3 separate regions of the Homo sapiens genome follow, and all the other regions are linked to region 2. The links are chromatin loops, found by intact Hi-C in ENCODE. Cell type or tissue: ascending aorta. All regions are shown on one strand. Region 1 overlaps LOC124900354 (a long non-coding RNA gene). Region 2 overlaps SLC12A1 (solute carrier family 12 member 1). Region 3 holds the start of LOC124903485 (a long non-coding RNA gene).

Region 1 (4,000 bases), 260 kb before region 2:
CTTGTATTCTGATGCTTGAGGAAAGGTAAATTCATCTAGGAGAGACAAAAATGTAGATGAAAATTTGTGAATACCTTAAAGGGAAGTTGAGGTAACTTTCAAGGATTTCTAGAAGCTGATGAGAATGACATTTTAGAAGCAGTAGTAGAAGAAGAATCATCACTATTCACAGTTTTGCTTCAACATTTCTGTCTTTCTTTTCCTTGGTACAAACCTATCACTTGTAGAACTCAAGCCATGTGTTGGGCTCACAAAATGAAATAATAGACAGAAGGGGAAGGTTGAAATTGAGAAAAGAGGGGCTTTCCTAAGTAAGCAAAAGAAAGTACCTTGCATAGCATTAATTGATTTAAAATCCATGTTTAGCATGCACTATCTGTCCAGTTCTATGCTGGGTCTTACGGATATAAAGAAGAATCGAACAGTTGCTACCATCATAACACCGACCTATTGCAGTAGGTGGTGAAACAAAGTGAGGCAGGGGCTGGGAGTCAGAACAGACAAGCACACCTGCAAATTACACTATAATGTGCTGAAAGCTGTCTTAAAGGATGAGGAAGGTGCTGTTTGTGGAAATCTGGAAATGCTCCCCTAAAATGACATTTAATTCTCAAAAATGAATAGAAATTTTTCAGAAGGAACAAAATGTACAAAGGCATAAGCATACAATCATTTTGGAAATGATGTGAGGTTCAGAGTAAATGCAGGGAAGGAGGGTAAGACATGGCAGATGAGGCTGAATAAATAAGAGGAAAATGCATCCTGCAGACTTTAATGCCCAAGGAGAGTTTAAACTCAATTCTATTGGAAACTCGGAGACAACCAATTCAATTTGAATGTTAGAACAATGAAGGAAGATTAACTGAGATGCAATTAATTGATCTTTGCATGGCTTAAAAGAGAGAATACAACATCAGGAAATCATGGTTGCCTCTGTGGAGACAGAAAGGAGGTCAAAAGTCATTAGATCAGAGTGTTCTCTGCTAAGGCAGCAGCTGAAAAGAGGGGGTGGCAATTAAAGGAAAAGTGAAGTTAGGGAAAGGAACTGGCCCTGGGGTCTTTAGGAATAGGGGAGACAGTGCTGGATGTTTGCAAGTGCATGTCTCATACTCATACAATATGATTTCATTTTAGGATTAAAAGTGGAGTTAATTTTGTATCTTTATGTCAATTACTACTGACAAAATGGAACTCATGTACCAGCAGGTCGTCTGCAAGTCGTGGGTCATATGGAAATGAGGAATTCATGTTTAATAATTGACAGTAGCTGATGAACAATCACTTACTTGTTTGTCCCACCCTTTGGCATTTCTGCAACATGGTTCCTAGAGTCATACTCTTCTCTTTTCCTTCCTCTTTGCCCCGGTATTTCACGCATGAAAGGGTGTTTTGGCAGCTAGAGATCTCTTCAGTGAAGAATGTTCTCTTATAGTAAATTCATAGCATTTCAGCATTTCAATACTTCTCTGTATCTCTGATTTCTGGCTTTCCAGAGATGTTAAGTCTAAAACCCCATGCAGAGGATAAAAATGTAATAAGTTAAACAAGAAAATAAGAAAAAATTTTAAAACCTCACATGTTAATTCAGAACAATAGTTCTCAGAATGCAAACTCCAGTTATCTGATTCAGCTGTCCCTGGAGGGGCTTTCTTGGGCAAGGAGTAGATGGCCCAGCATCTAACACTGTATGCATTGCAGGCTTCTCAGCTACTCAGGAAATGAAACCAGGCATATAGCTGTGTATAGAGAAGGAAGGCACTGCCACCTACAGGTTGTAAGATTATGGACCTAACACATTCACATTTAATTTGTAAAAGAAATTATTTTACTAATGTAATGTTGTCATAGCCTTAAAAGCCTCAAAGATAGTTGGTCTATCCTCCTACCTTTGGGCAGACCTGTTTCTAAATATGCAAGAACTTTCGTTGAGATGAGAGAAGTTCAGCTCTCAGACAATTAAAATCTAACCAAAGTCAGACTTGCCCTGCAGGAATTGAGGATTAAGCTAGGCTTTGCACAAGGTAAGCGGTGAAGGGGTGGTTGGCAATTGCCTTCTAATGCAGTCTTTAAACTCTGAGATCTCTCTGGGCCTCAGTTACTCTTTTGTAAACTGACGTAATGGCCTAGATCTGTGGTTCTCAAAGTGTGGTCCCTAGACCAACATCAGCAGCAGCATCCAGGACTGGTCCTGCTGATGATTTACCTGGCCTTGCCCTGGGCCCCAGACCTATTGAATTGGAAACTCTGTAGGTGGGCCCCAGCAATGTGATGTCACAAGTTCTCCAGGTGACTGTGCTATACATAAAAGTGTGAGAATACCTGTGTTAGATGATTTAGAAATATCCCATGTGCAATTCCACACCACTGCAGGTGTTACCTGCAGTTTAACCATCTGTCTGTGGAGGAGCTGTCTGCCCAGGAAGATTGACCTGGGGGTGGTGGTGCAGGGGAGAGCAACTGAGGAAAAGTTAGAGCTGAGAAGCCGAGGTTCACCTGTCTAGTGAATGAAAATTCAGCCTCTGATGGACAGTCCTGATGGTCAACTGAATGTCTAAAGACCATTGGTCCAAGAGATTTCTCACCCTATTTCACCAACATATAAGAGCAATGGACTCTCACTCTGCTTTGCCATCCACTGTCTGAACGAATGCATTTCCCCTGGCTGCACCCCAACTACCAAATAACAAGGCTTAGGTTTCCCCTCTTCTTCCACAAAGACTTTTGTGAATGGCAATAAGTCCATATTTTTCCTTCCTTCCTTCCTTTCTTTCTCTTTCTTTCTTTTTTTCTTTCTCTCTCTCTTTCTTCCTTCCTTCCTTTCTTTCTTTCTTTTCTTTTTTCCTGAGACAGGGTCTAGCTCTGTTGCCCAGGCTGGTGTGCAGTGACACAATCTCGGCTCACTGCAGTCACCACCTCCCAGGCTCAAGCAATCTTCCCACCTCAGCCACCCAAGTAGTTAGGACTACAGGGATACACCACCATGCCTGGCTAATTTATTGTTTTTTTGTTTTGTTTTGTTTTGTTTTGTTTTGCAGATACGAGGTTTCACCATGTTGCCCAGGCTCGTCTCAAACTCCTGAGCTCAAGCAATCCTCCCACCTCACCCTCCCAAAGTGCTGGGATTACAGGCATGAGCCACTATGCCTGGCCCATATTTTTCTCTTTCTATCTGAATCCCCTTCTCCCCAACGTCCATAGCAGAAAATTGAGTACTTAATGACATATCATATTGGAGTATTTTCAAATTGTTCCCATGATTATCTCATCTCACTCACCAGAGCTCACTGAGGATTTTTGCTTATGTGGCTCATATACTCACCCCCATGTTTCTGGCAAGTTTCCAGAGCGACTCCGGCACAAATTGGTGTTTAACAAATTATTGATGATTGACTTTTATATAGTTATCTGAAACTACAAATGTGAATACATTTTAAGCCACCACAATTTTTCTCCTCTTTTCCCCATTATGATCCTAAAGGATTCTGTAAAACAGTCATATTGACTTAAAGAGGGCTAAAACCCACAAAAAAACAGCGAACTTGAAAAAGGTGAAGTGGTGAGGAATTCTAAGAATTATATTAGACCCACCTAGGTAGATCAGTGGAACAGTCACTCTTCAAATTTCCTCTGTTATGGGTCATGTATTTGAGCAGTTAAAAAAAATAAAATTTAAACCACACCGACCAAAAATTTGAATCATCCTTTTAAAGAAAACTTAATAAAAGTTATGTGCAGATGTAGCTAGTACTAGAAAATAAACCAAAATGTCAGCAGTCTTTTTTAGTATTGTGACTATGAGATTGTTGATGAGTAATTATTGAAAACCTCCCTGAATTTGTTCTGGACTTCCTTTCAATAGGAAGGAGAAAACTTAAAACAGACTGAGGTGTCTGTCCCTTGGTTGCTAAAGCTGCTCTAGAAGGGTGCTCTGTAGAGAGCCCTGTCTGTTATGAAGAAGAAGAGTCAGGGGTCTGACACTACCCCAAGCCCTTTTCTTTTA
Region 2 (4,000 bases):
AATAATAATAATATTTTGGCTAGCCTTCAGAGGTAGAACTCTCTAGAGATGTGAAAAAGGTATGAATGACAAAGAGTCCTGAAAATCAGAGAACACATATTGGGCCTATGCAGGGAGATTTCAACTGGGGAGTTTTCGGTGCACTGCTGTTTAACTAATATCCTGCAGAGCCTACTTATTGCATACATAACAGTTATAGAACACAGGATTAGATGCCTCCAGAAAAGCTACAGGGAGTTAATTGTATGCCCAGTCGCACATCTACCCATTGCCACTTGAACTTTTTGTAGTAGAGGTCTCGATTGTCTATTTTCTGATTGGTAGGCTTTTTTATTACTTACTTTATGGAAACCCTAGCTAAGAGTAAATATGTATCCCCAAAGAAAAATGACTAACTTCTTAAACTTTGACAGATGCTCGCTATGTTTTCAATTTCCAAATAAATTCAAGCTTCGAGGCTATAACAGCTGTTCAGCCCCTGGTCTCATCACTCATACGTACATGTTCAATTCTGTTACTTTTACAGCGGAACTGAACACCATTGCTCCCATCATCTCCAACTTTTTCCTGGCCTCATATGCACTTATTAATTTCTCCTGCTTCCATGCCTCTTATGCCAAATCTCCAGGTAAGCTGACTTCCAAACTAAAATATGCCTAAGCAAACAGTTAGTTTGTCTCAATAAAACGAAATAAATCAGTGAAAAGTGTTCAATCTGTGTTTATATGTTTCCTTATATCCTAGTGGGAAGCGTAATCCACTTTATTTTGGTGAGTTTGGGGATGAGTTTTGAAATAGAAAAAGAATCATTTGAGCAATGGCCTTTTTGACCAACCAGAAAGTCAATTTTCTCCTGTGGCAATAAATTATTCATTGCAAGAGAAACCACACTTATTTCAGCAGTAGAAAAACACCACTATTTATTTCCAGGGTGAAAGTGACCACAGAAGTGGAATTAATCTATATATTTGAAACTTCCTTACTATCAAATTTGTTTCCTGCCCATGGTGCAGAAGAGAAGGATGAGTAGTTCCCATAATTACCTGCTGAGTGGAGGCAATGTAGACAGGCTGCATTGATGCTGGTGGCATCAGTGCACCCTTTGGGCTGTGGTTTAAAGCTGTTCAAAATTTCACACCAAAGAACCTTCCCCTTTCTAGTCACTCCTCACCTCTTCTTTGCTTTCATTGTCCACTACAGTTTCTTCTGCCTTTCTACCAGAATAGAGAGTTGTCATTATCTACCTTCAGAAAGTTCTCCACCTTGAGAACTTTTACCGGATATATAAACACATTTCCACTCATTGAGGGCCTGACAAGATATTAAGCCTCCTTTGGAAAAACTTGCTGCCAATAAGACAAAATATAGATGGCAGACCAATCTTAATCTAACGAATACTAGGCTACAGAAAGTAGCAGAGTATTTTTGTTTCTTTGTGTGTTTTGTTAACACAGAAATGTGTGACTCCATGCCATGTTATGGCCACTTTTGAAAAATAAGGTGAAATAATAGAGGCAGCCAGGGAAAAGAGTAAAAAAGAGAACGGGAAAGAAGGAGAGAGACAGGAAAATATAGAACAGCATATAGAGGAAGACACATGGATACACAAACCCAGAAAATGTCTGCCTCACACACACACACACACACACACACACACACGGACGGGAAGCCAGACTCAGAGAAAAATAAGACTATTTTCAATGATGTTCTTGAAGTGCTATGTCCATCTTGTGGCCATTTAGGAAATTGCTCCCAAACACTTAAAAGTTCTGCTGTGTTTTGGCAACTCCTAATTTAAAACATACCCCATTCATTAACAAAAGGTGCCCTTCGTATCAGAGCTTTTCCCTCCTGTCCATACTGTCTTCCAGTTGCTTCCATTTCAGGGAACTAAAAGAACACAGAAAACTCCCACGCACGTGCGCACTGTGAGAAATATTTTCATTGCAAAATGCATGACACATTAACACATTGGGTTTAAGAAGCCTTTGCTAGCCCTTAAGTTTAAAAAGCCATTTCTCCATCTTTTTTCATCAGTTATTATTTCTGAAAGGGCAAGCACTGTCCTCTTAGGGTAATGGAAGCTACCAGGAAGTCAAGCAGATTGACCCTTGATGACTACTCCACCTTCTCCAAGGGAGCAAAAAGCCCATTGTTTTCTCTTTTTCTTTCTCTGACAACCAAGAAGTTTCTCCTCCCCACCTGGTAGATCCCACTCTTTCCATTCCTCCTGCCTCTTTTCAGCTCCTGATGGCATAGATACTAGATGCTTAAGGTTTGGAAGTTTGGGAAGACAGTCGGGAGCACGGAGTATGGAGGGTCCTGAATGGCATATTTTTCAGATGCTTAACATTTCCTAAACTTTACAGCATTCTATTTGGTGTAAGTACCATCTTCATAGACCAGGGACCCAAGACCATAGGAAAATAATCACAGATTCTGGAACTTGGCCTAAAAGTTCTGATTCTTTATGTCAGGAAAAAGGCATGTTACCTGCATTCTTCTAATATTCAGTGCCATGATCATAGTAGAGTGGAAGTTTTCCTTCTGCATATTTTGTTTTCAGGATGGAGACCTGCGTATGGAATTTACAACATGTGGGTATCTCTTTTTGGAGCTGTTTTGTGCTGTGCAGTCATGTTTGTCATCAACTGGTGGGCAGCTGTCATCACCTATGTCATTGAATTCTTCCTTTACGTCTATGTGACTTGTAAGAAGCCAGGTAAGATAATGACTGTCTGGAATAGCGTTTCCAAATCTCTCTCTAACTACTCATTTATTAAGCATTTATTGAGCAGCTTCTATGGGCTTAGGTGAGGCATATGTAAGGTGGATATTAATAATATCGTGCAATATAATAGTAACAATAGTTGGGGCCGGGTGCAGTGGCTCACACCTGTAATCCCAGCACTTTAGGAGGCTGAGGTAGGCAGATCACAAGGTCAGGAGTTCAAGACCAGCCTGGCCAACATGGTGAAACCCCATCTCTACTAAAAATACAAAAATTAGCTGGGTGTGGTGGCGGGCCCCTGTAATCTCAGCTACTCAGGAGGCTGAGGCAGGAGAATCACTTGAAACCGGAAGGCGGAGGTTGCAGTGAGCCGAGATCACACCACTGCACTCCAACCTGGGCAACAAGAGCGAAACTCTGTCTCAAAAAATAAGAATAAGAATAAGAATAACAATAGTTAACCTTGTTGAGCACCTATTATATACCATGCACTCATTCAATCATCACAATACTATTAGTCCCATTTTACAGATGAAGAAACTGGGGTTCAAAGAGTTGACTACTTGCCAAAGTAATAATCAAGATGTGATGGAGCTGACCATATAACCAGAATGTGTATGATACCAAACCAACCTGACAAGCTTTCCATTACATCACTTTCTGTTTCTGATGTCCTGATAAATTAGATATAGTCCCTGTCCTCAAGGAGTTCACAGAGTCACACTTAAGGAATTAATTATGATACAATATAGTAACCACTATGAGAGTAATATGAGCAAATTGCTGAGAAAAGGGGAGGGAAGGATTAACTTTGGAATTATCCAGGAAAACTTTTTGGTTCCTAACTTATGTTCACAGAGTCAAACACTCAGTGGACATTTAACAAATATTTTTTAAATGAATAAATAAATGAGGGGTTTTTTAAATTAAAAAAAAAAGCAAGCAACTGGGGTTTGGTTAATCAGAGTCAGGGAATGGTATTTTGGGCAGAAGGTGAAGCATGAATGACATTAAGGACACATGCAAGTGCGGGGCAGCATATTTGGGAAGGCTCAAGGCCTTCAACACACAGAAAGTTCCTGAGTGATGGGGAGAAGGATCACAGGGAGAGCCTGGAAGAGTTGGTGGGGGCCAGATAAATAAGAAACATAAAGGTCATGCCAAAGATTCTGATGTTGTGAGCAATAGGAAGATGCCACAGGCTAATCAATTGGATAAACAATTGGATCTGAACTTTGGGTGTTGACTTTAGTACCATGTATATTAAAT
Region 3 (4,000 bases), 140 kb before region 2:
TGGCACTCATAGCAGCTGGGGTGACATTCCTTCCTCAAGGGGGATCTGGGAGGCCCACGTCCATGTAGACCACAGTGATCTAATAGTTTCAGAAAGAACTGGAAAACGAGAGAGAGAAAGGCAAAAGGTGAGATTTGTGTGTCCTCATGTTCTAGAAAAAAAGTAATATAGTTCTAATTCCTTGGACATATCTAAAACAGCAGCCCAGCAGGCCAAAACGCAAGGACCCTTTTCACAAAGACTTCTGCAGGTCATGCACTCAGCAGACAGACTTACTAGGAATGGCCATAGTTCCAGTCCCAGGAACAGTCTTGGACTGCATGGGCATGATGTACTAAGCTACTCAGATTACAATGGTCAGTCTTTATGGTCAATTCTGCTCCTTGTTCTCTAGCCCCACACCAGCCTCCTCTGCAACAACAACTGCAACAACAACAGAGATATGACAGCCTCCCTCTCTCATTGCTAAGGAAGGACTTCAAAGCACACTGAGTAATTTGCATTTCTTATCCCAGGACAGAGAGAATTATAATAAAGCATTCGTTGGCTTTTTCTCTTCAGGACCAGAGTCTTGTATGTTCAGTTCTTTGGCTTTTGAGTTCCAAACCTGTAGGAGAACTTCTAAGCCCAGCAAATTTTGAAGCATCCCTGATGAATTCCTTCATCCCGATTATTTATAATAAAGGAGGCATTAATCTCCCCACACAGGGATGGCAGCCTTCACATAGAAGACTAAGGAAAAATGATGGTGCTAACTCAGACCCTGAGGGGTTTATTATATTAAAGTGAAGGAAATAAATCTCCACACTCTATTGTGTTTGAGTCAGGGCCCCTCCACTTCTTGTTCTCACTGGCCACCCCCTCAGAACCCCCTAATGAAACAGAGCTAGAGGAGAAAATGGCAAAGCCAAGCAAGAGGCCTTTTTCCAGATCACTCCTTAAACCACCACATACTGAAACACTCAGGAAAGGCTTTTATTCAAACTCTGAGAACAAAGGCAGAGTAAGGCTAGCACAAATGAAGTAAGAGCAACAAGTATCAAAGAGCAGAGGCTAAATATCCAATTCCATTCTGTGTAAATACAGCTAATGAAAATGTCTTATCTGTTAATTTTTTCCCCAGCTGATGGCCTGCCCAATGCATTCAGTTTCATTGAGAGTTAAGGACTCTGCCAAGTTCTACTAACATAAAATGTGCTCTCATACAGTAGTACAGAGGGAAAAGGGGTTGATATTTTTGTTTTTTTATCACACAGCCTAAAAAGCATATGGTATTATCCACAATGACTGTTTCAGAAAGAATGGGGAGGAAGATTTTAACCCAGATTTGGCAAGCTCTAAAATTATTTCCACTCTAAAATATTGTTTATTTTAAATAATATTTGATCTGCAAAACTTGACTACTGCCAAAATAATTTAAACTCCCCCTTAGTATTTAGAGGACTAGAAGATGCCTTCCAGTGAAGGAAATAAAAAGTATAACTTTGAGAAGACAGTGAAGACCTCCTAGGAATTGAAAATGTTTTAGACAATTTTCACAGCATTGGAGCCATACAGCAGTAAAATTAGACCAATCTGAATTGGGTCGAAAATTAGGAATGTTCACTCATGCTCTAAACCAGTGCTGAACCCTGGTTTTAGTGCCTAACTTGAGTCTGGGAAAGGACAAGGGTCTGGGGAAGTTGGCAGGTGCCTTGTGAATATGTGAACCATTGAGTGAAATGCCATTCAACACTCAGTCATGGCTGTGGCTCCAGTTAGAAACTCATGTGATGGTTAGAGACAAAAAAAAAAAAAAATGACACTCAGTAGATAAGATGAAAGCTCCTAGTCGAGCTGATGCCCATACTGACCTCCTGTTCCAGGATCCTGAGGGAAAGCTGCCCATGCAACAGCAGCAACTGAGGTAATGAAGGCTCCACATAACAATGCATTTACATTCAAAATCCACTCTGCTCCACATTGTTCTTAGCAATCACTCACTCATCTTGCTAAATGTTACCCACGCGATCTGACTCTGCATGTTTACATTGCAAAAGGTAACTGTGAAATATGTACATTGTTTTCTGCGTGTATATTATATATTCCAGTAAAAAATTAAAAATAAACAAGTAATATTGACAAGCTGGAGTCAGAGTATGGGATAGCCCAAGCCATCTGCTTCCTTTCCCTGCCTTAGTCTTCATAGTGATCAGGGACGCCTATGGAAGCCTTCATATTGAGGGATAGGGATGCAGATAATAAAGTGCAAGGGTGATCAACATTGCGAATTCTTCATTCAGTGGCAGAGTCAGAATGCCTTTTCAAACGACAGATTTCACAGGCCTCCTAACACTACATTGGCCTGTGTTCCCTTCAAGGGAAGCTGGGAAAGCCCAACCTGTGTGGAAGCATCAGCAGGTGGAGCTGAAGAGCTAATGGAGCCGCTGAGTAAGGGGACATCTCAGACAAGTGCTTCCAGAACTGGGCAGATGGCATTTTGGATGAGATAGAAAGGCAAATGTACAAAAAACCCTGCGGAGTCCTAATAAGATAAGCGAGCAACAATAAGGAAGGGGCCCCAGGTCGGAGAGAATAATTGTTCTGAGAAACTGCTAATCACAGACAACCTGCAGACATGCTGTTTCCAAATACCTCATTCACATGTAGACCCCAGCAGCAGGACCTGATCTGCATACCTTATCTGCATGTACCCCCTCCAATATGACCCCATAAAACTTCCCTCCAGCCCCTGCCTCTTTGCAGACAGCCCCTTCTCTGCTGTGCTGCCTGTTGCACCCTTGCAATGTATCTTCGAACTTTATCAAATCTGCCTTTTTTTACCTATAACTGTCCTGGTAAATTCTTTTACCACCCATAACACCGGCCCCAGCCAGTCACACCCTCAACAAACTCAGTGTGTTATTACAGGGTCCTGTGGATGTTATCAAATAAAATTCAAGGTGGACTAGCTTATCTACTTTATACATTCATTCAATAATGTTTATTAGATACCCAGCATGTGCCTGGCACTGTGTTGTACACTGGAAGTGCTGTAGGAAATGAGGTAGACATGGTTTCATGCCCTCATGAAACAGATTCTGAGGAGGTGGCTCAGCTTAATAGTTAAGGATATTCATGCACTTTGGCATTAGACATACCTTTGTCTACATCCTGGCTTTTTCACTTATGAGCTATGGATCCTCAGATCTTGGGTAACTGACTCAATCAATCATCTATAAAGCAGGGCTTAGCAATATTCACCCCAGTAGTTCCCCACCCTCCTAAAATCACATAGGAATTTTTTTTAATACCTATCCCTAAGCCATCCTTATAGATTGTGATTCAATTGGTCTGGGTAAGTACCAAATCATCAGTAATTTTAAAACCCACCAGACACATCTATTGAGCAGCCAGTGAGAACTACTCCTCTATTCATTAGGGTCTGTGGGGGAACTGTACTGAATAGTGTACGTGAATACCTTGTGCTTAGTAAACATGTTAGCTTTGATTCCCAAACATCACAGCTGCTGTCTCACTAATCAGAGGAATCAGAGGCCCAGGTATATGGGAGAAGACTGTTAACCTGAAGCTGGGCCATGAGCAAGTAAGAGCTGAAGATCATTCTAATGGTTTTTCCCTAAGGGGAAAAAATGACTGCCAGTCTATAACTTGATCACAGCTAAATAACCACCGCTGTGTTGATTTTAATGGGTAAGCTAACTTGGCTATTTCAAGAGATGGCTTATTTATTGATTTATTTAAATTTCCATTTTTACTACAAGCCATTCAGTGCTTAATATTGTTTCATACTAGCAAATGCTAATTAGGAGTAGAATTAAGAACATATCTTAGAATCATATCTGACCCAGACCTTTCATTTCACAAATGAGAACAAGGAAGCCCTAAGAAGTGAAGTGATTTTCCCAAGGTCAAACATCCAGCAGGTGCAAAGTTTTGTTTCATTTGTTCTCAGCACAAACTTGTATAACAATTTAGCTGTATGCAACTTTACATAATA

Evidence for each region. Hi-C counts contacts between places; a loop is a spot of excess contacts. Peaks named below come from ENCODE experiments on the same cell type or tissue, not always from the same donor. Only the 100,000 strongest peaks of a DNase experiment are listed, where the experiment ranks them.
Region 1: it touches region 2 in a loop (4-fold over the local background); 8 of 110 quality-filtered maps call a loop at or near these places.
Region 3: a loop joins it to region 2, with 5 times the contacts of the local background. A loop is called at or near these places in 30 of 110 quality-filtered maps.

What each region holds. Positions count from the first base shown.
Region 1 is chr15:47,986,351-47,990,350 of GRCh38, forward strand. All of the region lies in intron 1 of LOC124900354 (a long non-coding RNA gene), which reads left to right. LOC102724553 (a long non-coding RNA gene) reads right to left here. Exons shown (of 3, transcript XR_001751520.2): 2 at 1,287-1,504. Among named protein-coding and RNA genes, the nearest start is that of SLC24A5, 130 kb to the right of the region's middle. RefSeq lists an enhancer at 1,802-1,851. In ascending aorta, a CTCF peak has its summit at 1,762 (motif pointing left); a DNase peak (open chromatin) is centred at 1,724.
Region 2 is chr15:48,249,049-48,253,048 of GRCh38, forward strand. SLC12A1 (solute carrier family 12 member 1) reads left to right here. Exons shown (of 27, transcript NM_000338.3): 14 at 527-628; 15 at 2,567-2,722. Among named protein-coding and RNA genes, the nearest start is that of SLC12A1, 45 kb to the left of the region's middle. RefSeq lists an enhancer at 2,178-3,377. In ascending aorta, a CTCF peak has its summit at 1,750 (motif pointing left); a DNase peak (open chromatin) is centred at 1,693; H3K27ac peaks cover 402 bases.
Region 3 is chr15:48,110,025-48,114,024 of GRCh38, forward strand. It overlaps LOC124903485 (a long non-coding RNA gene), which reads right to left and starts at 98. Exons shown (of 2, transcript XR_007064619.1): 1 at 1-98. In ascending aorta, a CTCF peak has its summit at 2,417 (motif pointing right); a DNase peak (open chromatin) is centred at 2,457.